Linked DNA regions of Homo sapiens: all the other regions are linked to region 1. The links are chromatin loops, found by intact Hi-C in ENCODE. Cell type or tissue: Caco-2. All regions are shown on one strand. Region 1 overlaps TMEM164 (transmembrane protein 164). Region 2 has its middle 91 kb from the start of TMEM164. Region 3 overlaps TMEM164 (transmembrane protein 164). Region 4 overlaps TMEM164 (transmembrane protein 164).

Region 1 (8,000 bases):
GATTTAACATATAGATTTGTATCATAAACAGTTTTTCAAGAGTATCTTCTCATTCTAACAAAAGAGATAGCAACAGAGACAAGTAAATTTGGAGAGAATGCCTTAGAGTTGACTCTTAGAAGGAAGCCCACTTAACATTTTATTTTAATATCTATGAATGAGCCAGCACTGCCCCTATTCGCTAGAATCCTCATTAGGGCAGTAGACATGGAAACACCCTCAGCCTTGCTCAGGGATTTTGAAGACAATGCTCCACACCCTCACCCTCTGAGCCACCCCCAACCCCTTATCCACACACATCAAACATACCACTCTCAGAAAACCTTGCCCCGGCAGTACAAAAATTCAATATCCAGACACACTGAATCCCTAGAACAAAATCTGCTAAATGAAAGCTAGTTAGTTTTATAAGGAAAGTGATGGCATAACTGATTTCTGGTGTTATTTCTGAAGATTAAAAGATCAACTGGAAAGCTTTCCTTAAATCAGGCCAACAGAGCATCCCAGGGTGGGGGAACATGATGCTTAAGTATGGAACACAAGGTTTCCTTCACTCAAAAACAATATCCATCCCCCGCCCTCACTCCCACACTGCAGAAAGTAGAGGCTATTTTCCTGGGAATGTACTCTTCAAAAGGCTAGCAGAAGGCTGTCATCCATTCATCCATCTATCCCCCATTCCTACCTTCAGACAGGACAGAAACCTCTCCAACAGGGTGGCAATTGCTTTAGATTTCCTTGGCAAAGGCCGCTCTCGAGTTTTCCTTACTCATCCAGCTCTCGAGTTTTCCTTACTCATCTTGACCTAAGAATCCCTCTGTCAAGAAAATCTGTCTCCTTAAATCCCTCACACCCAATGTCTCTTGCCCTGAGGATAAATATCTTCAGCTTCAGGAAGGCAAAAGCAAGCATGCTGAGGGATGAGATAAAAGGATATTGGGACAATGAGCTTAACCCTGTGGTTGTTACAAACATAAATGACCTGCTTTAATAATAACAACTACCTTTTATTGAGTCCTTACTGGGTCCCAGGAATCATGCTGTACAGACACTCTCTAATCTTTACAACAACCATGCAAGGCAAGCATTATTATCCCCATTTTACAGACAAGTAAACTGAGGTTCAAAGAAATTAAGAAACTTCCCCAAGTTCAAACAGCTAGCAAGTGATAGAACCAAAATTCTAGTCCACTAGTGTCTGATTCCAGTAGTATCCATGCCTCAACCCTTAAACTATACCACCTTCATGATCAAAAGAGAAACCAAATATAATTGATTTTTGTAAAAATCTTAAGTGTGAAGCTCAAAGTAGTTTTTTAAAAAAAATTCCCCTTCCCCCCCGCCCCATGGTAACTCAAGACAAGAACTTTTCTCTTTCCTTGAATTGAGCATCAGTGAGGAAGCTGCTTCACTATGCCAAGGGAGAAGTGCTACTCACAGTTACCTAGTTGTCTCTCAAGAGCAGGAGAGAAGGTGAGGTGAGGTATGGTGGGGTAAGGTGGGGTAAGGTGAGGTAAGGTTGGGTGAGGAGTGGTGATGCCAGGTGAGGTGAGGCCCACACAAGGCACTGGCCCCTGTCAATTATGAGTGAGGTGGAAGGGGCACTCAGTTCTCAGTTGCAAGATCTCCTGACACCAGGAGATTTAATTGTCAGTTGTGTCCCAAAGCCCCTCCAGGGTCAGGGTTTCTGAAGACTTACTACGTATGATTTAAATGGAGCATGTTTTCCCAAAAGGGAGGCTGTTCCTCAGCTGGACCATCTCCCTGAGCCAAAGTGGGCATGGAGGGTGGGAGTACAGGTAGGGTAGAGAATGAGGGTGGCTGGGTTAGCTGGGCATGTGGGAGAGTGTGAGAAGAGAGAGAATCCCTTTAATAGTGTTTTTCTTTTTCTTAAAAATGAGTCCAGGCCGGGCGCGGTGGCTCACGCCTGTAATCCCAGCACTTTGGGAGGCCGAGGCGGGCGGATCACGAGGTCAGGAGATCGAGACCATCCCGGCTAAAACGGTGAAACCCCGTTCTCTACTAAAAATACAAAAAATTAGCCGGGCGTAGTGGCGGGCGCCTGTAGTCCCAGCTACTTGGGAGGCTGAGGCAGGAGAATGGCGTGAACCCGGGAGGCGGAGCTTGCAGTGAGCCGAGATCCTGCCACTGCACTCCAGCCTGGGCGACAGAGCGAGACTCCGTCTCAAAAAAAAAAAAAAAAAAAAAAAATGAGTCCAAAGGCTGTTCTTTAGGAATACGATAGTTAATGATTAAGTCCATGTGCTAAGGTCACGATGCAGTTATGGAAATATAAGCAATCTAATAAAGGACGGAGTGAGGGCAGTAAGGAGTAGGTAGTGGGAAGAAATATTAATTCAACTTAATTGAAAGGTTCAACTTAATTTAAAGGTTAAAAAATGAGATTGAAAATATTCTCCTAACAGTAAAATTAGAAATTTGCTATCGGCCCTTAAAGGAAGCAGGCAAGTGAGAACAGAATGAATGGGCTCCCAGATTGTTTCTGAAGAGTCAAAGAGCCATTCAAGACACACCTTTCAAGGTACCAGGGTCACAGATGGCAATTTTGCCTGTGGCTAAGCAGAGGTGACTGGCCTGCCTCCTGTCACATAGGCGGCCATTCTCCACAGCCCCCCAGCTACAAGCCCTCCACAATATATGGTGGTGTATATCTGAACCACAGGAAGGCACACAATAACTGGAAGCTAATGCAAAAATAAATCATTTGTGTTTTCTGATGTGGCTGGGTTTTGATGGAGTTTGTGAATCACTACTGCCCAACCCTATCCACTGAAGGAGGGGCCAATAACTCACATCCTTTCCCAGCAGCTTCATACGCCTGGCAAAGGTGACCTTGCAACACCACACTCATCTATCACTCCTCTTTTCATGAATCTTTAATGGTTCCCTATCACCAATCGTATCATGTCCATATGTCTCCTCTAGGTATTCCAGCTTATTGTACTCTGCCTTTATCCTACCAATCTGGCATCATCTCCCTTTTCTCACAACATACACCTCCCGCTGGAATCAGTTTCCATTTTGAACCAAACTTATGGCTTCCCCTCTCTCTCTCTCTCTCTACGGCTCTACCAGGGTCTAGACTGCCTCTCCAAAATTCCAGAAAACTACAATGTCAATGTTACTGTGGGTCACTATACATACCCAGCTTCTTTTGGCCATAAAAAAGAGACCATAACTTTAAATATTCTACATTATCCTGCACTGTCCCATATGGTTACCACTAGCTACATGTGGCTATTTAAAGTATTTAAAATTAGTAAAATGAAAAAAAAAATCAGTTCCTCATTTGCAGTAACCACATATACAGTGCACAATAGCCACATGTGGCCACTGACTACCATATCAGACAGTGCAGATATAAAACATTTCCATCATCACATAAACTTCTACCAGATACACAAGAGAATAGCCTAACATATGCTAAAATTGTTTTTTATCACTACTTGGAAAATTTGATGATTCAAATTTCACAAAAAAGAGTGACTAGGACTTATAGATACAGCCCATCTTAAGTAACCAGCAAAGCATCTCTTATCAGTGATCCCAATCCGTTCTGTAAACATCACAGGTAATTGCAACATCGAATATTTTGAAAGGTCATCTGCAGCAGACCTTAGGCACCTTTCAACATAGCTCTGATAGGCTAATCAGCCCATTGTACACTAAGCTCTCTACTAGGCTCTGGGAGTCAATGCAAAGATAACATTACCCAGTGTCCATGCCATAGGCATAAAGCCAGTACAGAGATAACCAAAAAAAGGGGCAGAAAGACATAAATACCACAAGAGAGGTACACAGTGCTACAGGGATTCAAAGGCAAGAGATCATATCGAGTAGGAGGAACTAGGGAGGACTCCACAGACAGGTACATGAATACAGATAGGATTGAGCCCTAAAGAATAAGTAGAATTTTAACAGAAGGAGCCAGAAAGATGAAAGGGGGTAACTGCATGAGGAAAAGGAGAAGCAAGTTAGGGCCCAAGGTACATTTATGAAAAACTGAGCCAAAGAAGAACTATGTGATCCCATTCATCATTCAACAATCATTTGAAACTTTTTCTCCAATCACCTTAACAAAGAATTACACATTAACTTAGATGCCATTTTTTTAAAATTTGCTTTAAAAAAAAGATTTTGCTTTAGTGACAATATCTGATGTTGGTGAGGATGAGTTGGAAGAGGCTCTCTCTGTCCCCACTGCTAGTAGGAATGTACATAAGCACTACCTTTTTTAAAAAAAAACAACAAAAAAAGAGATATTAAGCTCCTTAAAAACATCCATACCCCTGTCCTGGTAACTCCACTTCAAGGAAAGTGACCTACAAAATAATGTGAAACACAAAGATTTGTACAAGAGTAAACTTTTTAAAGTTTATAACTGCAAAAAAAAAAAAATAGGAGCACATTGGGAGGCCGAAGTGGGCGGATCACTTGAGATCAGGAGTTCGAGACCAGCCTGGACAACATGGTAAAACCCCATCTCTACTAAAAAATACAAAAATTAGCTGGCCGCGGTGATGGTAGCCTGTAGTCCCAGCTACTTGGGAGGCTGAGGCACAAGAATTGCTTGAACCTGGGAAGCAGAGGTTGCAGTGAGCTGAGATCGTGCCACTGCACTCCAGCCTGGGTGACAGAGCAAGAATCCATCCCCCCTAAAAAAAAAAAAAGGAAATGGCTAGGTAAATTATGATCCAGTTACATACAGGATGGAGTACCACATAGGCATTAAGAGTTATGCCAACAAGTTTTAAATAACACAGGAAACGTTTATGAGGATGCTTAGTGAAAAAAATCAGGTATAAAATTGGCAATATACAGTATAGACACAAGCATGTAAAATAATGTGAAGAGAAGAAGGAGAATAAGCAAAAATGTTAACATTTTTGTGGCAAGACTATGAGTGATTTTTATTTATTTTTTTCATTTCTTTTTTTAATTTTATTTTATTATTATTATACTTTAAGTTTTAGGGTACATGTGCACAACGTGCATGTTAGTTACATATGTATACATGTGCCATGCTGGTGTGCTGCACCCATTAACTCGTCATTTAGCATTAGGTATATCTACTAATGCTATCCCTCCCCCCTCCCCCCACCCCACAACAGTCCCCAGAGTGTGATGTTCCCCTTCCTGTGTTCATGTGTTCTCATTGTTCAATTCCCACCAATGAGTGAGAATATGCGGTGTTTGGTTTTTTGTTCTTGCGATAGTTTACTGAGAATGATGATTTCCAATTTCATCCATGTCCCTACAAAGGACATGAACTCATCATTTTTTATGGCTACATAGTATTCCATGGTGTATATGTGCCACATTTTCTTAATCCAGTCTATCATTGTTGGACATTTGGGTTGGTTCCAAGTCTTTGCTATTGTGAATAGTGCCGCAATAAACATACGTGTGCATGTGTCTTTATAGCAGCATGATTTATAGTCCTTTGGGTATATACCCAGTAATGGGATGGCTGGGTCAAATGGTATTTCTAGTTCTAGATCCCTGAGGAATCGCCACACTGACTTCCACAATGGTTGAACTAGTTTTATTTTCTATAGCAGTGTTCAGCAAACAATAACCCGCGAACCAAACGTGGCCCACTGACTGATTTGTATATAGTTTTAGTAGAACACTGCCACACACATTCACTCACATACTGGCATTATCTGTAGCTGCTTTTGTGCTTCAATAGCAGAGTTGAGTAGTTGTGGCAGACACAGCATGGTTCACAAAGCCTAAAACATTTACTATCTGGCCCTTTACAGAAAAAGTTTGCCAAATTCTTTAGTTTCCAAATTTTCTATAATGAGTATGCATTGCTTTTGCAACCTTTTTCTAAGAGGTCTATTTCCACATCATGAAGAGCCTTAAGGAACAGCTCACCAATTCTGGATTTTATTTTGTAAGTAACTGAGAGCACTAGAAGTTTCCGAGGAGGGTAGAACATGATCTGACATGATGCCAACTAGTAAAACACAGAACACCAAGTCACATAAGAAGGTGAAATTTAAACTATATGCCAGGCAAATTCTATTATTCATCAAACAGCTGTGATTCTGGGTCACTTCTCTGTTACAGGAGAAGGTTAGCCTAAGATCTGGCTTATTATTTTCAGTCTTCCGCCTCTGAATGAACTCTATGACATGGCCTCCTCCCAGTATTAATGACCAATGGAATTTTTCCCTCCAAAGAAGTTGGGTGGGCGGTGGGGCGGGGGGGAATACAAATTTGTGAGTTTTGCCTGCAGAGGCAGTTTAAAAGCTGAGGGTAGTTATTCCTGTCCTCTTGGAGTCAGTCCTCCATTTTCCAAGCTTTTCCCTGTTTCCTACTTTACTGTACTGTTCTGGAAGTATAAGGGGAAAACAGGAAGATGGTACTGGGTAAAAGTGGGGATCAGGGAAAAGCAAAAAAGGAGAGATTAGAAAGTATCTGATTCTCTGCCTCAAGAGCCCTCAAGGAGTCCTTAGATCTACCCACCCTCAGAACCCGATGAAGAAGACCCTGAGACCTATCCCCAGTGAATATGGGCCATCTGTTTGGTTTTACCTTTAGGAAAAGGAAAGAGCTATCTTTCTAAGAGAAAGCCTCTATATCCACAAGCTTCCTCCAGATGCTAGATGCCTTTGCTACCTGCCTGATACCTACTTCCCCAGGGGAACTACAAATAACCAGTTCATACAAATGACTGTTTACTCATTCTCTCAGGCATGAACACAGCCAAAGGATAGAAATGGTCTGAAGTGTAGTTTCTTTTCAAATAAAACATACTACCAATCACAAAGAAGATTAATCACCTACAGAATGAGAAACTCCAAACTACCATCATCAGGTTTGGATGGCATGAAAACACAGTGAATAGGTCTCTGGGTTCTTTTTTTCCTGTAAAGAAACGACATTTTTTGCATTCCAGCAAATTTTGGCTGTGAATTTCATTTGGGCACCTTATAAAATGGAACAATTTGCATGTAATTCTGCTAGCTTTTTTTTCTTTGAATTTATTTATATTGTCTTCTATTGGTTAGAGACAGTGAGAGAAGAGACAGAATGCACTGAGGTGCTCAATTATTTAACAGATCCTACTTAACATTTTATATTTTAACATAAACCCGTGCCAACAATTGTTCTCATGAGCTTTCTAAACCATTAAGCTACACTGCTCTCCTTCTTCTAAATCAAATATAAGTAATTTGTTGTCATAGCAATGCTTCTTCCTACTCCAAAACAGTTCAATACATGCTTTGTTTTAGCCGGCAACTATCTGTCTACCAAAATTGGCCATAATCTTCCATCTCCTTGACAAATGTCTTATTAAATTTAGCTGCCTGGCTTTTACAGTCATCAGGAGACTGTATTTCTATGGCACTTTCTAGCACCTGTACAGGAAAGGGGCTTGCAGGACCTCTCAGGAACTGCCTGGAAGCATATCACAGCTAAGTCACTGGGTGACAGCCAATCTAAGTAGTCATGATGACAACAATCCTTGGCATTATTATTCAGCTTTACAGTTTATCGAGTGCTGTCATCCACTTTACTGTATTTGAGGTAGTACTAGATGAAGCTTATATGCTTCAATTCCCTGCATCAGGTAACTAAGGTGCACATCAGTAGTTAGTTATGTTCTGTCCTTTATTCTCTGAGTTTTGAGTTCTGCTTTTCTATGCTTTTCACGTGGTATATATTAAGCTAATGAAGGCAATTAACTAAGCTTTTAGAACTGCAAAAAAAAACAACAACAACAACAACAGAGGCACAGGATACCATTGTGTCAGTTCCTTGTGCAATGGACCACTGACAGATATTAACTAAGTGTTTAGACAAACACACAAAGCCACACTGGAGAGTCAGGGCCAGTATTAAAGCTAATCTCATATTTATAGGGCATGTTACAGTTTACAAAGCCATTTCACAAAAATGATCTCATTTGAACTATACCTCTTGTCCATCCATCACCCCAACACACATAAACATAGCTAGATCAG
Region 2 (8,000 bases), 120 kb after region 1:
TATAGGCCTTGGTGTTGAGTACCAGCTCCTCTTCCCAAACAGAAGCTTTGACCCCCACAGAGTCAACTTTTTGAGATGCAGATTCCTTGGTGGACTTCATTGGAACTGGGGTACTGCTTGACTGCTTAATCCTGACATTAACCTAATAGTTAGGTGGGCACACCGTTAACAGTGCTTACTATGTGCCAAGTATTGTTTTAACTACTTTATGTATGTCAATTTGTTTAATTATCCCCATTTTATGGATGAAGAATCTAGTTACCCACATCACGGTATAGCCCCAGGCTGAGCTGAAATAGGCCAGATCAAGGAAGAGGTAAACCAAGATGCTCAGCTTCAGCTATCTCTGGACTCCAGGAAAAGCCCTTCTTTTTGATGAAGTAAGTTATTGGGGCAGGAGTGTTTGGAGCAGGGGGTTTCAGGTCAGAGAAACTTTTTTGGTTTTTTTTGAGGCGGAGTCTCGCTCTGTCGCCCAGGCTGGAGTGCAGTGGCGCGATCTCGGCTCACTGCAACCTCCACCTCCCGGGTTCACGCCATTCTCCCGCCTCAGCCTCCCGAGTAGCTGCGACTACAGGCGCCCGCCACCACGCCCAGCTAATTTTTTATATTTTTAGTAGAGACGGGGTTTCACCGTGTTAGCCAGGATGGGCTGGATCTCCTGACCTCGTGATCCACCCGCCTCGGCCTCCCAAAGTGCCGGGATTACAGGCGTGAGCCACCGCGCCCGGCCAGGTCAGAGAAACTTTTAAAATATCACGCTGGAGCCCTTGACTCTTTGCTTTTGGGGGCCATCCAAGATGGCACTCATTAAGCACTAGATGGCGCCAAATGTGGCCTTGCATTGTCCTCCTTCTTGGATACAGAAAAACCTCAGAAATCTAATTTAATGACGACCCAATCCCCCATAGGCTAGGGAGCAATGAGAGCAGATTGCCATTTTAGATGGTAACAGTGTGGAAACTGCTGTAATCTCAGCTCCTCTATTAAACTCTCCAGGCATGCATCAGTATCCATATGCTGGGCAGAGAGCACATCTGCTTGGAGCTTTCATGGCACACCATGCCTATCCTGTGGCATTCTGCCCATTAAATCACAGGTAGGCGAGAGCAGCTCATCTTCTCCACCAGACTTTCAATTTCTCAATGGAAGAGATAGAACTTTGTTTATATGATACCTCCTATGGCTTTTCAACTTTTAGCACGGTGCTAAGTTCACAGTAGTCCTCAATATTTGTCGAGTTAATGAATAAAGGAATGAAGGCATTTTTCCTAGGCATAGCCTTTGTTCCAGCTTAACTCTTATTTATATTTGTAACCAGACTAACCTCCCTAATTAGAAGAGCATCTGTTGCTTTCTCTAAGGCCAAGTTAACAAAGAATACATGTAGGAGGGCTAGATCCAGTTAGTTCAATTCCACAAGTGTTTAGTAAGCCTTCTATGAATGTAGTATTGTGTCATGCTCCCTCTTAGAACAGACATGAGCCTAGGCAATTCAAAGGTTTTAAAAAATCATATTTCACACCTACAAAAGGTATGAACAGTAATACGACAAACAGCTATGTGCCCATGACCCAGATTCAAAAATAAGACATAAACAGTACGCACAGTTCAAAAGGCTCTGAAAATCAAAGGCTGTTTGTTTTTTATTAGTTTGGCATCAAAATGCTTTTGGCGACAAAACCAAACCTGAACTATTTCATAGTCTTCATCTAGCCCACTAAGTATAATAAATCATACATTTCACTGCAGAAATGTTAATGTGTTTGCTTATGGGGTTTTGCCCCAGGCCTCACTAGGTATGTTATCTAATGTCTAGTGTATGCTTGTGTCACCTTTCTGAAATCCAAACAATTCTGAATTCCAAAACACACATGGCAACAAGGTTTGTAGGTAAGGCATTCTAGGTCTGTGGTCTATTGGGCCGCAATTTCGGGCTTGGTTACTAAACGGTGTTGCTTAATGTTCCCCAAAGGAAAGAAGTGGAGGGGAAATGGAAACATTGCAACGAAGAGCGTCTGATATACCTCTTTATCCTCTTCATCTCCTCAGGCCCCAACCCCACATCTCTTCCTTAGGCTTCACCTTTTATATATATATATGTGTATATATATATATATATACACACATACATATATATACATATATATTTTTTATTATACTTTAAGTTCTAGGGTACATATGCACAACGTGCAGGTTTGTTACGTATGTATACATGTGCCATGTTGGTGTGCTGCACCCATTAACTCGTCATTTACTTTAGGTATATCTCCTAATGCTATCCCTCCCCCCTCTTCACACCCCACAACAGTCCCTGGTGTGTGATGTTCCCCTTCCTGTGTCCAAGTGTTCTCATTGTTCAATTCCCACCTATGAGTGAGAACATGCGGTGTTTGGTTTTTGGTCCTTGCGATAGTTTGCTGAGAATGATGGTTTCCAGCTTCATCCATGTCCCTGCAAAGGACATTAACTCATCATTTTTTATGGCTGCATAGTATTCCATGGTGTATATGTGCCACATTTTCTTAATCCAGTCTATCATTGTTTGACATTTGGCTTGGTTCCAAGTCTTTGCTATTGTGAATAGTGCCACAATAAACATACGTGTGCATGTGTCTTTATAGCAGCATGATTTATAGTCCTTTGGATATATACCCAGTAATGGGATGGCTGGGTCAAATGGTACTTCTAGTTCTAGATCCCTGAGGAATCGCCACACTGTCTTCCACAATGGTTGAACTAGTTTACAGTCCCACCAACAGTGTAAAAGTGTTCCTATTTCTCCACATCCTCTCCAGCACCTGTTGTTTCCTGACTTTTTAATGATCGCCATTCTAACTGGTGTGAGATGGTATCTCATTGTGGTTTTGATTTGCATTTCTCTGATGGCCAGTGATGATGAGCATTTTTCATGTGTCTGTTGGCTGCATAAATGTCTTCTTTTGAGAAGTGTCTGTTCATGTCCTTCGCCCACTTGTTAATGGGGTTGTTTTTTTTTTCTTGTAAATTTGTTTGAGTTCTTTGTAGATTCTGGATATTAGCCCTTTGTCAGATGGGTAGATTGTAAAAATTTTCTCCCATTCTGTAGGTTGCCTGTTCACTGTGATGGTAGTTTCTTTTGCTGTGCAGAAGCTCTTTAGTTTAATTAGATCCCATTTGTCAATTTTGGCTTTTGTTGCCATTGCTTTTGGTGTTGTAGACATGAAGTCCTTGCCCATGCCTATGTCCTGAATGGTATTGCCTAGGTTTTCTTCTAGGGTTTTTATGGTTTTAGGTCTAACATTTAAGTCCTTAATCCATCTTGAATTAATTTTTGTATAAGGTGTAAGGAAGGGATCCAGTTTCAGCTTTCTTCATATGGCTAGCCAGTTTTCCCAGCACCATTTATTAAATAGGGAATCATTTCCCCATTTCTTGTTTTTGCCAGGTTTGTCAAAAATCAGATAGTTTTAGATGTGTGGTGTTATTTCTGAGGGCTCTGTTCTGTTCCATTGATCTGTATCTCTGTTTTGGTACCAGTACCATGCTGTTTTGGGCCTTTGACAAAATTCAACAGCCCTTCATGCTAAAAACTCTCAATAAATTAGGTATTGATGGGACGTATCTCAAAATAATAAGAGCTGTTTATGACAAACCCACAGCCAATATCATACTGAATGGGCAAAAACTGGAAGCATTCCCTTTGAAAACTGGCACAAGACAGGGATGCCCTCTCTCACCACTCCTATTCAACATAGTGTTGGAAGTTCTGGCCAGGGCAATCAGGCAGGAGAAGGAAATAAAGGGCATTCAATTAGGAAAAGAGGAAGTCAAATTGTCCCTGTTTGCAGATGACATGATTGTATATCTAGAAAACCCCATCATCTCAACCCAAAATCTCCATAAGCTGATAAGCAACTTCAGCAAAGTCTCAGGATACAAAAACAATGTGCAAAAATTACAAGCTTTCTTATACACCAATAACAGACAAACAGAGAGCCAAATCATGAGTGAACTCCCATTCACAATTGCTTCAAAGAGAATAAAATACCTAGGAATCCAGCTTACAAGGGATGTGAAGGACCTCTTCAAGGAGAACTACAAACCACTGCTCAAGGAAATAAAAGAGGATACAAACAAATGGAAGAACATTCCATGCTCATGGATAAGAAGAATCAATATTGTGAAAATGGCCATACTCCCCAAGGTAATTTATAGATTCAATGCCATCCCCATCAAGCTACCAATGAGTTTCTTCACAGAATTGGAAAAAACTTCTTTAAAGTTCATATGGAACCAAGAAAGAGCCTGCATTGCCAAGTCATTCCTAAGCCAAAAGAACAAAGCTGGAGGCATCACGCTACCTGACTTCAAACTATACTGCTAGGCTTCACCTTTCTTTCAGCTTCTGGTATGCCCGACTCAGTTGTAGCCTTCTCTTACACAAACATTTTGTGCCAACATTTCTATATTTGTTTCAGCTCCGCTCTCTATCCCCCAGGTTCCATGCCTCCCTCTTCCTACCTCTGGCCCAGCTTTTCCGTGTCAGTTTTGAGAGTCCTTCTTTCTCACCCGCCCCCTTTATCTTTCTGCCTACTATTGATCTTGGCCCCTTGAGTCCTGAATCACCAACTCCAGGCCCAGTTCCCCTTCCTATTCATCCTTGAGGCAGCTCTTTCTCTCCAGGGCCATTGAATTTTTCATCTATGTATAACTTTCTCTCTTTTTTCCTGTTCACCTTCCAGTTTACTTCTAAAATAGGCATATTTAAGTTAGAAAGTAGCCAATTTAAAGTAAATACTGAAAGAATATATGGTGATTTGCTATGATATGGCTGAAAAATCATGATGGGAATACTCAAATCATTATGGGAACCTTGTTCCCTAAATTTTTTTTTAGAAAACAAGGAATTTTTTTGAATGATGGGCCATCTAGTGGCGAATGGAGGATGACAATTTTTCCAGCCTGAGAAAACACAATGGATCTTTAAAAAGAAAGGCCTTTTAAACCCTTAACCTCATCACCCTAACATGTACAAAGCACTAGTCCACAAAAGAGTGTATACAACAAAGGTCATGTCCCATCTGGGACATAGCTGGGTGAGATATGTGACTTTATCCTGGCATTGCTCTGTTTTTGACAGATGTATATGTATATGTATATGTGAATGTATACGCATCTCAGATGACTTCAGGGCCAAATTTAGAAACTCTGAAAATCCTCTTCACAGGCATCTCAAGAGCCTTTTCACCAAGACAAGGTAAGTGCCTGTCTTGTGTCATGCCTTTATTCTGGGAAGCCACATTAAGAGAGAATTAGTGCTGTGCAAGGGAGGAAATTGCTGTCTGAGATGGTTTTCAAACTGTACCTCTCAATTTCATAAATCAAGTCTCCCAAACACCCAAGTGAAGACATTTCAATTGATAGTCATTTATTCATTCAGCTTACATTTATTGAGCCACCAAATAGAATTCTGAGACTATTGTGATCCTATTAATAGACAACCACATATTTACAAAAAGAAATCTATCACCTAGTTAAGAAATATATACAGTACAGCTGAGCACAATCCAGATATAGGGAATTTCGGGAATCCCAGAAGTGTGCATCACTCCCATGCACTTCTCTGCAAGCTGCTCAAGTTAGAAATTTTAGTTGGAGTAGCTACTAGATGTATAGTATCAGATAACCTTCAGCAATTATTCCTTGTTGAATTAGCAGAGCAGCTGATAACTACTGTTTACCAGTAAAAAATATTATGTATGCAAATAAGTACTTGAAGGGCTTCAGAGAGGTCTGCCTTCAGAGTGACCAACCATCCTGGTTTGCTTGGGCCTGTCTTTTTGCACCAAAATCATGCATCCTGGGAAACCTCTCGGTCCTGGGCAAACAGGTAAAGTTGGTCACTGTAACTGCCTTAGAGTCTTCAGATGATTTATCCTGAGCAAAAGATCCACCATGCAAGCAACGCTGAAAAAGAAAAAAGTAATAATCTAAGCTGTGTTTGAGTGATTGCTAAATTAAACACTTTTACAGACCGCCCTCAAAACAATTCTACTAGGCAGATACTATTATTATTCCCACTTTGCAGATGAGGAAACTGAGGCACACAGAAGCAAAGAATTTGACAGAGATGACTTAGCTAGTAAGTGTCAGAAACAGGATTTGAACACAGACCAGTGTAGTGCTAAAGCCTGCATCCTCAAGCAGCATGCCATGCTTTCACTACTCAGACAGAGTGCTCACTCACAGCAGCTTTTGGGCTGTCAAAGTTCATCCCTGGTCCCAAGTAATTCAACAGGGGAAATCCCACGTTTTCAAAGATCTTGGTATTTCCTTAAAACATTTTGACGTAAACTTCAAGATCTTAGAAGGTTAGACAAATATTTTTCAAGATGTGATTTTCCATTTACTTAATTCTGAATCACATGGGGTGCTGACTTAAAGAAAAAAGAACACAAACTTAAGCTCTAATTCAGACCTATTAAATCAGATTGTCTGGGGATCCATATTTTCAACAGGTGCTCAAATTGACCTGGGTGCATAGTAGTTTGAGAACTACTGGGTTAGAAGTTTCTGAGAGATCAGCCAAGTTCAAAGAAATTAACTTCATTCACTTTCTCATTCTTGCTGTCTTCTTTTCCTTCTCTCACCCTACCAAATGTGAAAATATCCCCAAGTTTCATTATTCTGCCTTCTACATGGCCTTCTCTCTCTATTCTCTTCCTCAGAGGACTCCATTATTATCGCTGCCTAGTACATTATATGAGGAGCTGTGGAGACTTAGGTCCTACTTCCCATTGTGCCCTCAACTTTACAACATGGAGCAGGTCAGTTCCCCTATCTGAACCTCAGTTTTCTCACCTATAAAATGGTTGGAGCTGCGAATGTGCATTTTTAACAAGTTCCCCATACAATTTTAAAAAATCTCTTCTAAACTCTGAGAATCACTAATAAAAATGTATGGTAAATCCCTTCTTCATTGCAGCAAACTTAGTATCATGATCTTAGCTTCTCTTTTTCCCCAGGAGTATTTCTGTGCACTTTCACGTGCTGTCAGCTAGTGTGCTTAGATAATGTAAATTTATTTTATTATTGGCCAAGCACAAAAAAATCCAAAAGGTAAATATGCTGCAAAAAAAAAAAAAAAAAAAAAAGTGTATCCAGTTCATTTCCAAGCCAAACAGAGATGACTTTGGATTTGGCACAGTTTTAGATTACCTATGACTCTGATCTTCTCCATTAGAGTGAGTAATTGAAAGCTAGCTGTGTGTGCGCTTACAGAAATTATTTTAAATTGTTCATATTAAATAAATCTCAGCCTCTGGTGCTGTCTATAAGAAATAGTGGTAAGAATATTAATGAGCGCTTTCCCTAGAATGAGAATTTATAACTTATAAACAACCATGAAGGCTCCTGTTTTCATTCTCACAAATTAGGGAACTGATGAGAAGGGGCTTGCATTATTCAAGGCCAATGTCAGACAAGGGATAAGAACATTAGTTCACATTTACTAGGCACTTACAATGTATGTCTTAGTCTATTTTCTGTGCTTTAAACAGAATACCACAGACTGGGTAATTTATAAAGAACAGTGCATTTGGCTCACAGCTCTGGAGACTGGGGAGTCCAAGAGCACTGCACCAGCATTTGGCAAGGGTTATCCCATGGCAGAATACATCATATGGTGAGCAAGAAAATTGAGACAAAACTTATCTTTTTATCAGGAGTCTGCTCACATGATGACTAACCCATTCTCATGATAACAGCATTGATCCGTTCATGAGGGCAGAGCCTTCATGACTCAATTACCTCTTAAAGGTCTTACCTCCCAATACCGTTACATTAGCAGTTAAATTTCAACATGAATACAAGATTAATGTACACAAATCAGTAGCTCTCCTATACACCAACAGTGACCAGAGAATCAAATTAAGAATTCAACACCTTTTACAATAGCTGCAAAATAATAAAATATTTAGGAATATACCTAACCAAGGAGTCGAAAGATCTCTGCAAGGAAA
Region 3 (8,000 bases), 52 kb before region 1:
GGGCAAAGACTTCATGACTGAAACACCAAAAGCAATGGCAACAAAAGACAAAATTGACAAATGGGATCTAATTAAACTAAAGAGTTTCTGCACAGCAAAAGAAACCAACATCAGAATGAACAGGCAACCTACACAATGGGAGAAAATTTTTACAATCTACCCATCTGACAAAGGGCTAATATGCAGAATCTACAAAGAACTTAAACAAATTTACAAGAAAAAATCAAACAGCCCCATCAAAAAGTGGGCAAAGGATATGAACAGACACTTCCCAAAAGAAGACATTTATGTAGCCAAAAGACACATGAAAAAATGCTCATCATCCCTGGCCATCAGAGAAATGCAAATCAAAACCACAGTGAGATACCATCTCACACCAGTTAGAATGGCGATCATTAAAAAGTCAGGAAACAACAGGTGCTGGAGAGGATGTGGAGAAATAGGAACACTTTTACACTGTTGTTGGGACTGTAAACTAGTTCAACCATTGCGGAAGACTGTGTGGCGATTCCTCAAGGATATAGAACTAGAAATACCATTTGAGCCAGTCATCCCATTACTGGGTGTATACCCAAAGGATTATAAATCATGCTGCTATAAAGACACATGCACATGTATGTTTATTGTGGCACTATTCACAATAGCAAAGACTTGGAACCAACCCAAATGTCCATCAATGATAGACTGGATTAAGAAAATGTGGCACATATACACCATGGAATACTATGCAGCCATAAAAAAGGATGAGTTCATGTCCTTTGTAGGGACATGGATGAAGCTGGAAACCATCATTCTCCACAAACTATCGCAAGGACAGAAAACCAAATACTGCATGTTCTCATTCATAGGTGGGAATTGAACAATGAGAACACTTGGACACAGGAAGGGGAACATCACACGCCGGGCCTGTCATGGGGTGGGGGGCTGGGGGAGGGATAGCATTAGGAGATATACCTAATGTAAATGACAAGTTAATGGGTGCAGCACACCAACATGGCACATGTATACATATGTAACAAACCTGCATGTTGTGCACATGTACCCTAGAACTTAAAGTATAATAAAAAATAAAAATAAAGAAAGTAGGACAACTGCTGAGACTAAGCAGAAGCTATACAAGTATTCTATGTACTGCGCTATTCACTTTTCCGTATGTTTAAAAATTTCCAGGCCAGGTGCAGTGGCTCACGCCTGTAATCCCAGCATTTTGAGAGGCTGAGACAGGCGGATCACAAAGTCAGGAGATCAAGACCATCCTGGTTAATATGGTGAAACCCCACCTCTACTAAAAAAATAAATAAATACAAAAAATTAGCCGAGTGTGGTGGCATGTGCCTGAAGTCCCAGCTACTCAGGAGGCCGAGGTAGGAGAATCGCTGGAACCCAGGAGGTAGAGGTTGCAGTGAGCCGAGATTGTGCCACTACACTCTAGCCTGGGCAACAGAGCAAGACTCTGCTCAAAAAAAAAAAAATTCAGACTAAAAGAACATAAAAAACAAGCAAGTAAAGAAAAAAAAAAAGATAAGTAGAACAGGGGGGCTTGGCTGGCTTTGCCTGCGGACACAAAGATAATTCCCTGGTTGCAGCTGGTGGTTTCCCACTTCCTTGTTCTGAACCAAATGGGGCCGCACAACCACAGAGACTGCAGAATTTTTTTTTTCCCTGTGAAATTCAGGAAGTTGGCAAATGCCCCTATCTGGAAGGTACTCAACTGGTAAAAGAGGCTACCTATCTAAAGGCAATTTTCATTCTGAAATTTTACTTATCTAAATGAAAGCAATTTTCTTTCCTTGAGACCCAAATTCTAACAGTGAGTACACAGATGACAAAGTGTCAAGACAAGGATAATGCTATACGCTACTACTAACAATTATTGAGTTCCTGGTATATGTTAGATTTCATGCTAAGAAATTTACATGGGTCATGTCATCTAACCATTTTTACTCAGGAGGGTCATTACTATTAATAGCATTCTTTTACAAATGAGGAAATGGAAGCTAAGACTTTAATCTATGCTCAGGATCACAGAGCTAAGAATTAAGCAGAACCGCAACTATAACTCTAATTCCACTGTACTATTCAAGATCCCTTCAAAACATGTCTACCCGATAAATCAAATGCTGAATTGAACAGAACAGTGTTTAAATACATTATATTATGTTCATCCAAACAATGGAATACTATGTAGCCATCAGAAATCATGTTAAGAATACTTAATTAGATGGGTAAACAATCCCGTTATATTTTAAATATTACAAAGTATCATATGTAGAATGATCTTTATTTTGTTTCTAAAAATGGTGGCTCACGCCTGTAATCCCAGCACTTTGGGAGGCTGAGGTGGGTGGATCATGAGGTCAGGAGTTCAAGACCAGCCTGACCAATATGGTGAAACCCTGTCTCTACTAAAAATACAAAAATTAGCCGGGTGTGGTGGCAGTGCCTGTAATCTCAGCTACTCGGGAAGCTGAGGCAGGAGAATCGCTTGAACCTGGGTGGCAGAGGTTGCAGTGAGCCGAAATCTATACCTACAGAAAACTAAGAAGAAATTATACCAACATATTAACAGGAATTATCAGTTATTATTATTGTATTCTTTATTGCTTTCTATAATATTTTATTTCTTTTCCTTACAATTAGCATGGATTACTTTTATAATGAGAAAGAAACAGTTCTGCTTCTTCATTACCAACTGCACAGCTCCTATCTAACTTGCCCAAATCTTATTATGCCGTACTGCTTTCCCCCAACCCCTGCCCTTTGGAATTGCTTTTGACAAATATATAGCACAGTAGATTCTTCACTTGGATAAAGTAAAAAGAGGCCCAAAATAATCAGTCCTCATTCCTCTGCTGAGTACTGCTTTCCATGTTTCCACAGATGGGAAAAGTTATCTGAATCTTTAGCCTTTCTTTTACCCAATGGTGACATACATCTAAATACATGCTTAAAGCCTAGGAGAAGGAAAAAAAATAAAAGCAGTCCCTGCTCTAGGAACTTTCAAAGAGAACTTCTGGGAGACTTGGAGAAGATAAAACTGAGTATATGTAAAGGTAGGCAGCTTCTATTTTATGTCGAATGGGAACCTGTGAACAACCCCAAAGCATCTTCCCTCTTCTAAGAATTAAGGGAAGAATACACATAAACCGAAGGCAGAACCTGACAATAAGGTGGCTCCTAGGAAAGCAGATACCTGAGCAGCATTCTGAATAAAAAAGAGAAACTGGTCTCCCTGAATCGCTCTTTACTTACTGTGGTTTCCTCTTTCCCCTTTAAATCTGCAACATTTATAAGCAGAGCCTTCTCTCCTTTGCCAATAACTGAGTCTTAATAAGGCTGCTCAGGTCAAAAACAACCTCTCAACTATCTTTTTCAGTGATGAGTCCAACGCTAAGCCAAAAAGCAGCCACCTCCGAGGTGAAGGTGCCAAAAGACTGTCCCTTTTTAACTGCATATGACCCCAAACTAAGTCTCAGTTTAGAATCCCTCAGGTTCCAGAGCAGCTGACCAGATGAGCACTGGGAAAGGGGGTACTGAGATGCTAAAATCATTCCAAGACATTTAAACTCAACAGGTTCAAACTGAGTCTATCTCATGACCTCAGAGCAGTCCTAGAGACCTGAGGTCTGAATTTCTCCCTGGGGAAAGTCATGCTATTTAAAAATCTGAGAGTATCATAAATGAAATCTAGAAAAAGAAAGGGCCATGGGGATACTGCACTGTCATCATATCATGTGGCCCAAAGGCCAACAGGATATCAGTTTTGCAATGCCAAGATCACGTGTCAGGCTGCCCCAGTTCCTCATGCCCACCCCCATGCTTCCCTCGTCTACCTTGGCTCACATGCAGCCTACAGTCCTCTCTCCATCCAGCAATGCACCTCCTGCTCTCTGCAGCATAGATGAAATTTCATCTCATCCCCTTCAAAAGCTTCTTTAGACTGAGTCAGCAGATATGACCAAATAATCCTATTTGCATCACAGATCCACTCCTTTCCTGGCACACATGAAGATGAACAACTTTAGGGTTTCAGTGGGGAGCAGAGGGGTACTGTACACTTTCTGGAGCAGAGGGATGTGTGTCAGCGCTCTGCTATGCCCTTTTCTTACCCAAGGCGGGGTGAGGGAAGAGTTTCCTGCCATTTAAACCATACCACTCAGTGACTCACTCCATGAGTTCCCCCACCCTTGATACATACACATGGATAACCAAGCACATTAAGTGCTGGGTGTTCAGAATACAGCTAAACTGTCTGATTACAACCCAAAGCCTGGAAAACCTTAATCTCTGTTCCCTTTTCCTTCATGTATTCCTTCAAGATATCCCAACTCAGAGGTCGAGGCTACAGTGAGCCATGATCACGCCACTGCACTCCAGCCTGGGCAACAGAGTGAGACAGTTTCAAAAACAACAACAACAAACAAGAGAGCCCAACTCAGAGAAAGTCTCAAAAGGCTAGTTTCTCTAAGAGGCTCCCAGCCCATTGTGAAATTCTTAAGCCCAGGTCTCTAGCTGATAAGGAAGAATCTTAGGCTGGAGGCTGTATAAACAGTTGACTCAGACTGATGACTGCTCTTTTATTGAGTAAGTGTGCTGTGGTTAATAACTAAAATGCTAGGATCTTCTAGTCCTGGGAAGAGCTCAGATCAACTACCAGAAGCATCACTAGTCACCATTTGTACTACAAGCAAAAAGAAATGACTGGTTAGCTTTTGTTTCTGATATGAACACTTCTGACAGCTGCAGAGGTTTCTCAAGCCTCTAGAGAAGTAGAAAAGCCCTACTCTGATCCTTATGTCAAAGAATGTGAATGTGAACTCTTGTGTATCTCCATCTGTAAAGATCATAAGATGACATCACTAGGATGAATTGTAGCTTTCCAAGATCTCACCATCCCCATTATGGTATTCCTCTTAAATACTCAAATGTCTCCCACTGCCTTCTAGCTTATTAACAGAGTCACTGTCCTACTGTACATATGTAATTTCTTCCTCTCTCTCTCTGCCTATGCTAGATCTAATTCCTCTAAACTCAGAGTCAGCAAAATATGGTTTTTCTGTTTTGGCTTCTTTATTGGCATGATTTTATATATATACACACACACACACATATATACACACACACATATATATATACATATATATACACATATATACATATATACACATATATACATATATACACATATATACATATATATATAAAATTTTTTCCAACTTAACTGCTTTTAAGTGTACAGTTCAGTGCCATTAAGTACATTCACACTGTTGTGTAACCATGACTGCCAGCTATCTCCAGAACTTTTTCATCTGGTCCTCCTGTTTATGTAAATAAAGTTTTATTTGAACACAACCACACTAATTTGTTTGCATTTTTCTGTGATGCTTTCATGCTCCAACAACAGTTAAATAGTTAAAACACAGAGATCATATGGCTTGCAAAGTCTAAAATATTTACTCTCTGGCCCTTTACAGGAAATGGTTGCCAATCTCTGCTCTAATCTAAAATATACACTGGATTTCTACTTTAAAATAGCACTTGGCTAGCAATCACTAACATAGCCTCTCTCAATTTCCCACTCAAATACCTATCAAGATATAGAAAAAGATAAAATTCCCCAAACACTGAAAACTTAAACTGATGGCCAACTTATTACCAGGATCTGGGAGAAATCTCCATTAACAATAAGCCTAATACTGAAATGAGAAAAAACAATCTGGCCAATTCATGCAGCAGCCCACAGAAACCTAAAAGAAGATAGGAAACATTGAGTCCTTCCACAACTGTCAGCCTCATGGCTTAGAAGCCAAGAGTTCATCTAGAAACTGGCAAACCGGACATCCATTTGGACTACGTGGTTACTACTTGCAGAGGAAATCAGCAATTCTCAAAACTGGTCTACATTCACATGGAGACTCTAATTCCCCAAAATCAAAAGGGCAGAAATGGCAGAATTGGTACTGGCACACTGTGTGCTAGGAGTGGGAGCCCTCACAAGTAACACTCAGGTAGTAACACATGTGGGAGGCTGTACTGTTTCACATAGTTTATCTGGTTCAGAGCATCTGAGAACATTGTAGTAGGGGTAGACGATTCCATATGGGTCCAGCAGAACCCACTAGATGAGTAGCTGACAGACACTGTGAAACAGGTTAAAAGCTATGTGTATCAACCTGCCTGCCAACAATGGAGCTGAAAAGGGTTCTAACCAATATGAGAGAGAATCTGAGCTTGAGGATAGTCAAAGGCAATCTACATACCCTGTATTTGATGAAAGACAGATCCTTTTTTGAATATTCATAAACCATACAAAAAACCTGACCAGGCATGGTGGCTCATGCCTTTATTCCTAACACTGGGAAGCCAAGGTGGGAGTATCACTTGAGGCCAGGAGTTCAAGACTGGGCAACACCGCAAAACCCTGTTTTAATATATATATATATATATTTTTTTTAATTAGCCAAGCATGGTGGTGTTTTCCTGTAGTCCCAGCTATTTTGGAGTCAGAGGTGAGAGGAACACTTGAGCCCAGGAGTTTGAGGATTCCATGAGCTATGAACATGCCACTGCACTCCAGCCTGGGCAACAGAGCAAGACCCTGTTGCTTTACCAAAAAAAAAAAAAAAGTTCATATGAAAACCTCTGGCAGCACAAGGAAAATGCATATCACTCTGACAACTCAGAGGAAACAAAAACGTCTTAATTTTGTGTATAAACCAGAAGAAATATTTTAGAAAACTGTTTACATCCTCAATAGAATGAAAGAAAACATGGACTCTATGAAACAGGTATAGAAAGCCACTAGAATAAAACATTGAGAAGGAAAGACAACCTAGGGTAAGTAGCTCAACAGAGCTAGAAAGAAATACAGAGAAATTAACATTGTAACAAAAATAAATAAATTTCACATTGGAGACAGCAGAGAGCAAAATCAATCAAATTAATAGTATGGAAGCCAAATCTGAGGCTCTCCCAAGCATGCAAAGGAAAAGGAAAATTTATCTTAGAAAGCTAACAAAGATTGATATTAGGAAATCTATAATATAATATACCAAATGGGGAGATCAAAGTAGAAAACACAAATGAACCTCTTAATAGATTCCTAGAAAACATCAGCTAAACTCAACAACTATTCTTTATTTTTGGAGACAGATCTGACTTTGTCAACCAGGCTGAGTGCAGTGGCACAATCTCGGCTCACTGCAACCTCCACCTCCTGGGTTCAAGCGATTCTCCTCCCACAGCCTCTCGAGTAGCTGGGATTACAGGCATGCACCACCATGTCTCTCTCTCTCTCTCTCTCTCTATATATATATATACTATACTATATATATATATACTATATATATATACTATACTATATATATATACACTATATATATATACTATACTATATATATATACACTATATATATACTATACTATATATATATAGTATTTTTAGTAGAGATGGGATTTCACCATGTTGGCCAAGCTGGTCTCAAACTCCTGATGTCAAGTGATCCTTCTGCCTCAGCCTCCTGAAGTGCTGGGATTACAGGCGTGAGCCACCACACCTGGCCAACTATTCTTGATTTTTGTGAGGACTTGATAATTTAAGAATAAGGTAATTCCCTAATATTATAAAAAACATCTAACTTAAACCAACAGACAACATCAGAGCCAACTAATATGAACCATTAGAAACATTTCTATTAAGTGAATCACTAGAAACATTTCCATTAAAATCAGAAGCAAGACAAGGACTCCTGCTAGTACTGCTATTATTTAACATTATCCCAAAAGATCTAGCCAATACAATCAGGTTTGAAAGCAAAACAGCAGTTTTGTTCTTTAAAAGGAAATAAAGTTATCATATGGGAGCTGGTGTGATTAATTTCAAAAATAATCCAAGAGAAGCAACTGAAAAACTATTAGAAATAAGAATTAAGCATAGACACACAAAATCAAAAATTTTCCTACCTACCAGTAATAACTAGTTTGAAAATATAATAAATATC
Region 4 (8,000 bases), 87 kb before region 1:
CTTGCTAGGACGAGACTCTGGATGGTACTTCCTCAGGACAGCTCTCACCATGCATCTGCCAACAGCACCCCCTGGTCCCTGCTCCATATGGAGAGCTGCCATTCCCTTGCTCAAAACTGGAAACAGAAGGCACCTTTGGCCCAAGTTACAGTTGACCTCTGGCCTAGTTTGGAGACCAAGACACAGTTATGTACAGTGCATGTGGCATAAGGCACAAATGGGAGTTGCTCAATTCTTTCAGCACCACCTAGTTGACCTACAAATTGACCTTCTCTTCAATCAGTCATATATTGAACACCCACTCCATGAAGAACCTTATGTTCTTCCCACCAACACCACACACACACACACACACACACACACACACACACACACACACACACACACACAGGAGTGGCCCAGCCAGGAAATAAACCTAGAAAATAGATTTATTTTCTAGAAAATCCCTGAACCCATCCTCAACAACTACACTAAGGTGAGATTTGCTGGTTGCCAAGTCCCATCCACATGTAAGGAATTCTTATTAGAAAAGGTTGAAAAGATAGGAAACACATGTAAAATCTAAACTATAAACTATAAGGGCTAAAAGACAGGACAGAAGCAGTGTCCCAGGAGATCGCTAAAGCCCTCTGCATGGATTCCTATGTTTCCATTGTTTGTGCTCCACTGTGGGCCTCGAGAAAATAGACGTGGAGAGCAGGCATTGATATCCCCTTAGAAAAGAATCCTGAAAGGCAGTAGGCTATGGATAAGTCTCTTTCCCAGCCAAAGCAAGCACAAACTCTCCAAATCACTGCTAAAGCCAACAGTCTGTAACTGTCCCAGAGCAGGAGATGCTGTGAGTCCAGAGGTGGGTGTTCCTCCTGCTTTGAGACTTACTGCCTTTGGTGGCAGGGAGAGATGTGCTCTGGATCAGGAGGAGAGGGGTGGCAGGATTCCCTCGTCCTTCTGTCAGCCCTATCTGTCCCCAGAGGGCAGCTATAGGATGACTCCCAGAGGGCACCTGTGAGCTGGGCCAGCAGCAGAGACGAACCAGGCAGCTTCTGGAAGATTCGTTCTCATCTCGTCCTCTCCATCCACCAACCAAATAGCCATTTCTAAGTTATTGCCATCTTAGAAAAACACACTCCTGGTCTAGATGAGCATGTTCAGCTTCACTGGAAGCCCCCCGCCCTGCCATTTGAGCCAACATAATTTACAATTCCCAGAAATGCCTGAGAAGCAGTGTATGCGCTTCTGCTGCCAAGCCTGGCCGGTTTTACAGATTTTCATTTAGCAGGTGTCTGTTGCTAAATCAGTAGCAGCTGCTAATTGCTTTGCCTCTCAAACCCTCAGACAGAATGAAACATCTGGTGTTCTCTCACTTCAGGTTAAAATCAGGTACCTTATCACGTCTCCTTTGAGTTCCATTTTTATTAAAAAGCTTTCAGCTGATGCCTGGAACTGGCAGCAGAGAGCAAGACCATTCCTGAACAATGGGAATGTTTCTAACACGATGTAGTGAGCCTGCCTCATGCCTCCAAACTCCGTGCACAGAAACAGAGTCACTCAGACCATTCCCCACAAGGTGGGGCTTTAGGCCCATGAGCCCAGGGAACCTGAGACTTCATCTCCTGAGCCAGGACTCTGGGGGCCCCCAGCCCTTTGATTGCAGTGCCCCTTCTTGCCCAGAATACTTTCTAGTATTTGCAACCCCCACCCGAGCCAGTTCTCCTCTCTCCTCCAGGGGAACTGCAGGGGGAAAAAACTACATACAGTGGAGGAAAATTACCAGGACGCCATCATCTGCAGCTCCACTTCCCAGTTCATACCGGTGCTCTCTTTTCAGCCACTTTGAAAGTTTTTTTGTTTTGTTTTTGTCGTTATTCCTCCCCGCAACAATCATTTCGCTGGGCTCCAAATCTGCCTCTTGATTCTAAGTCAAAGCCATTCTCAAAAGCACCTTAATAGCAACTCAAATATTTCCTATTATTATTAATAAATAATCTTAGCTAACCTTTATTGAGCATTTACTACTTTGTATCAGGCATTGTGGTAAGCACTTTACATGCATTACCTTATTAAAGATTCAGGAATTGTTATGACCGTCCTCATTTTACAATGTAAAACAGGCTCTGAGACAGGCTATTGATGCTGTAGAAGGAAGACTGGAACAGTGATTTGGCTAGATTAAAAGCCTGGGCTCTGCTGACTAGGTATCTTTGATGATTTTAAGGAATTATTGCTAGTTATTATAGGTATGATAATGGTATTGTAATGTTTATTTTTTACTGTGTCCTTACATTTCAGACATGCATAATGAAATACTTACAGTTAAAATTACATGAGATTTTCTTCCAAATAATCCAGGGATAGGTGTTTGTGTTGGGGGTGGAATGGATTTGTGGTGGAGTGAGGTGTATTGTTAAAAAGAAAAAGATGGGCTATGTGGTGACAATCATTGAAACTGGGTGACAGATGCATTAGGGAACATTTTTTCTACTTTTGTGTATGCTTTCAATTTTCTACAATATAAAATTATATACATACACTCCTGTTCTTATCCACTACATCATAGGACCTCCTAGCTTACGAAGTTTTTCCACCCCAAACTCCTTTCCTGCGTTAGCTCCTCTGGCCGGATCCTACCACCAAAGCTTCCTCAACTGGCACCCATGCAGTACCGGGACCCAGAAGTGATCACTCTTTCCTTGGACTTTCTAAAGAAACCCTCAGTTTGCCCTAAAGTCTCAGTTCACTCCACTCAAGGTCCTAGGCGTGTGGGACCTAAGGGGAGGTTGGCAGGCCACCTGTTGAGGTAAGAGATGGGCCTCAGGAGGAGCTCTGCCTACCCCCCGATTCTTTTTATGCAATGGAAAACTGAATTCATCTTGCCAGTTGGCACCCAACAAAGGATTATTTCATTGAATCCTCATAATAACTATGATGTACCTTTCTCCCTCCCTCCCTGCTTCCCTCTTTCCGTCCAGCCAGCCTGCCTTCCTGCCTTCCTGCCTGCCTGCCTGCCTGCCTGCCTTCCTGCCTTCCTTCCTTCCTTCCTTCCTTCCTTCCTTCCTTCCTTCCTTCCTTCCTTCCTTCCATTTGTTATTACAGGTTCTCACTCTGTCACCCACGCTGGAGTGTATGGCATGATCATGGCTCATGGTAACCTTGAACTGTTAGGCTCAAGTGATCCTCCTGCCTCAGCCTCCCAAGTAGGTGAGACTACAGACACATACCGCCACGCCTGGCTAATTTTTTAAAAAAAATTTTGGTAGAGACCGGTCTCACTATGTTGGCCAGTCTGGTCTCAAATTCCTGGGCTCAAGTGACCCTCCCACATCGGCCTTCTGACTAGCTGGGACTACAGGCACATGCCACCATGGCTGGCTAATTATTTTATTTTTTGTACAGACAGGGTCTCACTTTGTTGCCCAGGCTGGTCTCAACACTTCGGCTCAAGTGATCCTTCCTCCTGAGCCTCCCAAAGTGTTGCAGTTATAGGCGTGAGCCACCAGGCCCAGCCAGTGATAGAGGTAATATTTCTGTTGTACAGATGAGGCGATTGAGCAAAGTTCAGTTGCTTAAATAACCCTGAAGTCTCTTGCTCAGAGTGTCCATTAACCAAAGGCATCTCATTCAGTACTTATGCAACAGGGGAGGTGGAAAGAGCACTGATGTGGAAGTCAGAAGACCTGAGTGCTGAACCAAGATCTGCCAATCACTGGCTATGTGGCCTCAGGCTAGTCAATCCCCCTGGGCCTTATCATCTGAACACTATATTGCTCATTTTGCTTTCTTTCAACTTTGCTTTCCAGCCCTTTTCAACATTCACACACACACACACTAATCCCCAGAAGATCTTGTTACAATGCACACTCAGTTTCAAAGCTTTCTACAAAGCTACAGCAATCAAGACAGTGTGGTGCTGGCATATGGATAGACATATAGAGAAATGAGATAGAACTGAGGGTCTAAAAATAAACCTTCACATTTATTTTTCATTGATTTTTAGAAAGGATACCAAGATATTTCAATGGGGATGGATAGAAGAGTCTTTTCAACAAATGGTGCTGGGACAACTGGATATCCACATGAAAAAAATGAATTTGGACCCCTTCCTCACACTACACATAAAGATTAACTCAAAATGGATCATAGACCTAAATGTAAGAGCCAACACTATGAAACTCTTAGAAGAAAACAGTCATATATCTTCATGATCTTGGACTAGACAACAGTTTCTTAGATGTGATACCAAAAGCACAAGCAGCCAAATCAAAAATAGAGAAATTAGACTTTATCAAAATTAAAATATTTTGTGCCTCAAAGGATACAATCAAGCAAATGCAATGACAACCCACAGAATGGGAGAAAATGCTTCAAATTATATATCAGATAAGGGTTTAATATCCAGAAAGAACAATTATAACTGAACAATGAAAACAACCCAATTAAAATTTGGGAAAGGATCTGAAAAGATATTTCTCCAAAAAGACATACAAATAGCTAGTAAGTACATGAAAAAGTGTTCAACATCATTAGTTATCAGAGAAATAGCATTCAAAAATCCGAAATCTGAAATGTTCCTGAATATGAAACTTTTTTTATCAGATATTTTATTTTTTTATTTTATTTTATTTTATTATTATTATACTTTAAGTTTTAGGGTACATGTGCACAATGTGCAGGTTACATATGTATACATGTGCCATGCTGGTGTGCTGCACCCATTAACTCGTCATTTAGCATTAGGTATATCTCCTAAAGCTATCCCTCCCCCCTCCCCCAACCCCACAACAGTCCCCAGAGTGTGATGTTCCCCTTCCTGTGTCCATGTGTTCTCATTGTTCAATTCCCACCTATGAGTGAGAATATGCGGTGTTTGGTTTTTTGTTCTTGCGATAGTTTACTGAGAATGATGATTTCCAGCTTCATCCATGTCCCTACAAAGGACATGAACTCATCATTTTTTATGGCTGCATAGTATTCCATGGTGTATATGTGCCACATTTTCTTAATCCAGTCTATCATTGTTGGACATTTGGGTTGGTTCCAAGTCTTTGCTATTGTGAATAGTGCCGCAATAAACATACATGTGCATGTGTCTTTATAGCAGCATGATTTAGAGTCCTTTGGGTATATACCCAGTAACGGGATGGCTGGGTCAAATTTGAGTATTAAAGAGATGCTCAAAAGAATGCTCATTCAAGCACTTCAGATTTTCAGACTAGGGATGCTCAACTGGTAAGTACAAAGTGCAGCATTCCAAAATCTGAAACACTTCGAGTTCTAAGCATTTTGGATAACGGATACTCAACCTCTACGACATCACACCCTCTAGAATGGCTATAATAAAAAAGACACAATAACAAGTGGTAGTGAGGATGTTGAGAACTTGGAATGCTCATACATTGCTGGTGGACATATAAAATGGTATAGCCACTTTGGAAAATAGTCTGGCAGTTACTCTAAAGTTTAAACACTGAGTTATCATTTGACCCAGCAATTCTACTTCTAGGTACATACTCCAAAGCAGACAAACAGATAGCTTTATACAAATGTTCATAGCAGCATATTAACAATAGCCAAAAGGTAGAACCAACCCAAATGTACACTAACCGACAAATGGCTAAACAAAATGTGATATATAATACAAAGGAATATTATTCAGCCGTAAAAAGGAATGAAGTACTGATACATGCAACAACATGGATGAACCCTGAAAACATTCTGCTGAGTGAAAGAAGTCAGTCACAAAATGCCATATTATATGGTTACATTTACATGAAATGTCCAGAATAGGCAAATCCATACAGACAGAAAGTAGATTAGTGGTTTCCTGGGTCCAGAACAAGGAAAGAAGGAATGGGGATGATGCTAATGTTTATGCAATTTCTTTTCGGGGTGATGAAAGTGTTCTAAAATTAGACTGTGGTGCTAATTGAACAACTCTGTGAATATATTAAAAACCACTGAATTGTATATTTGAAAAGGATAAACTTTTCATTTGTAAATTATATGTCAATTAAACCCCCTTTACAAAAAATTGTGACTGAAGTCAAAGAGAGAACAAGGCAAGTGCTCATTTGTGTAGTGCTTTTAACTTTCCAAAGCTCTTTGTTATCTTTTCATTGTTATCTTTTGGTATCTTTTCTTTATAACTTGTCTGAAAGGTAGAGAGGGTAAATTTTACAAATCCCATTTGAAAAATGTGGAAACTGATACTTAATATGGTGAAATTAAATCCTTCAAAGCCCCAAGCCCCAGCCAGTGGCAGGGCAGAACTAGAACAAGGTGTACAGCAGAGCTGCCCTGGTTGCACACATTGGAATTGCCTGGAGTGCTTTTAAAAAATGAGTATGTGCAGAAAGATAACTACCACATGTTCTCACTTATATGTGGGAGCTAACAAAGTTAATGTCATAGAAAGGGAAAGTAGAATGGTGGTTACTAGAGGCTGGGGAGGGTGGAGATAGGGAGGTTGGTTAACAGATACAAAATTATAGCTAGATCGAAGGAATAAGTTATAATGTCCTATAGCCATGTAGGGTGGCTATAGTTAACAATAATGTATTGTATATTTTCCAATAGCTAGAAGAGAGGATTTGAATGTTCCCAACACAAAGAAATGATAAATGCTTGAGGTGACAGATATGCTAACAAGATTGATTTGATCTTCGCACACTGTCTGTATCTAAATATCACAATGTACCTCCAAAATATGTGCAATTATTAGGTGCCAAAAATAAAATGATGTAAAATTTTTAAATGAGTGTGTATTGAAAGTGGCTCTGGGGATACTAATTGTGCAGCCAGCGTTGAGAACCACTGATCCACAGACTAAGGAGTGGAAGCACTCACTAGATAAGGCTTCTATTGCATAAAGAAACACTGCTTGAAGTAGTGGCTCAAGGTGGAGACAGAAGACATTGGGTAAGACTGCCAGACGCTGTTCCTTCTAATGTGATTTTAGGAAGACAGGGCCAAGGCAAACAAGGGCCAAGGCAAACTAGTAAGCTCTGGAGGCAAACAGGCTGCTGCCTGGCACTCACTGCTGCCACTCCCTAAATGGGCTGAAGGGCTTGGGCCTACTGACAAACCTAAAAGGTCTGGACATTTTATTTGAAAACCCAAAAAGGAGTGGGCCCAATTCACCTGTCAGGAGGGAGAAAAGCAGATTGGCCAGTTCCCTAATCAAACAGGCTGTCACTGAAACAAATGTGAAAAACAAAGGCAGTGTTGGTCAATGTGGATAGGAAAGCCTGCCTGGGAATTTTAATCTCACTCAGCAAGGCTAATGCAGAAACAAAGCCCCCTTCACATTACCGCCACTGAAAAGCTCAGGGAGTTGGGGTCAAAGCTCTAAAGACTAACATCAACAAGGGCATGCACCTCCTCAGTGTTTAGGATAATAGTAGTAATAGTAGTAAAAACAACAGCATCTGACATTTATTGGTTATCTCCTATGCGCCAGGCCCTGGGCTAAGTGCTTACCACACATCATCTCCGTTCAACCAAGCACCATTTTACAGATAAGAAAATTAGGTCAGCAAGGTTAGGTATCTTACCCAAGGTCACACAGCTGCAGGTAGAAGAGCCAGCCATAAAACCATGGACCAGCTGGTTCAAGGATTGGTACTTTTGACCACTACACTATAAACTCTTAACATCTATAAAGAGACAAAAAGACTTCCAGAATATGTAACAAACAATGTTAATAGTTGTTACTGCTCAATGATTTGTTTTATTCTATTTTTCCCTCCCCTCCCCTCCCTTCCTTACTTTCTTTAAGAAATGGGGTCTCGCTATGTTGCCCAGGCTTGTGTCAAACTCCTGTGCTTAAGTGATCCTCCTGCCTTGCCCTCCCAAAGTGCTGGGATTACAGGTGGGAGCCACTGCACCTGGCCTCCATTTTTTTCTGTTTTGAACATATATCACTTCTGTAAAGAAATGATACATAAATGTATAAAGACAAAAGGCACAAAGCCGCCACCTTTTTTTTCAGTGTCCAGAAAAAT

The links. A loop is a pair of places that touch in the nucleus more often than their neighbours do. Peaks named below come from ENCODE experiments on the same cell type or tissue, not always from the same donor. Only the 100,000 strongest peaks of a DNase experiment are listed, where the experiment ranks them.
Region 2: a loop joins it to region 1, with 5 times the contacts of the local background. A loop is called at or near these places in 3 of 110 quality-filtered maps.
Region 3: a loop joins it to region 1, with 2.4 times the contacts of the local background. A loop is called at or near these places in 9 of 110 quality-filtered maps.
Region 4: a loop joins it to region 1, with 7 times the contacts of the local background. A loop is called at or near these places in 3 of 110 quality-filtered maps.

Annotation. Positions count from the first base shown.
Region 1 is chrX:110,032,196-110,040,195 of GRCh38, reverse strand. All of the region lies in intron 2 of TMEM164 (transmembrane protein 164), which reads right to left. Among named protein-coding and RNA genes, the nearest start is that of MIR652, 19 kb to the left of the region's middle. In Caco-2, no CTCF peak of the experiment used is centred here; a DNase peak (open chromatin) is centred at 3,675.
Region 2 is chrX:109,908,131-109,916,130 of GRCh38, reverse strand. No RefSeq gene overlaps it. Among named protein-coding and RNA genes, the nearest start is that of TMEM164, 91 kb to the left of the region's middle. In Caco-2, a CTCF peak has its summit at 4,955 (motif pointing left); no DNase peak of the experiment used is centred here.
Region 3 is chrX:110,083,784-110,091,783 of GRCh38, reverse strand. All of the region lies in intron 3 of TMEM164 (transmembrane protein 164), which reads right to left. Among named protein-coding and RNA genes, the nearest start is that of MIR3978, 5.7 kb to the right of the region's middle. In Caco-2, no CTCF peak of the experiment used is centred here; no DNase peak of the experiment used is centred here.
Region 4 is chrX:110,119,201-110,127,200 of GRCh38, reverse strand. The region is part of intron 4 of TMEM164 (transmembrane protein 164); the gene reads right to left. Among named protein-coding and RNA genes, the nearest start is that of MIR3978, 41 kb to the right of the region's middle. In Caco-2, CTCF peaks have their summits at 1,538 and 3,493; a DNase peak (open chromatin) is centred at 3,640.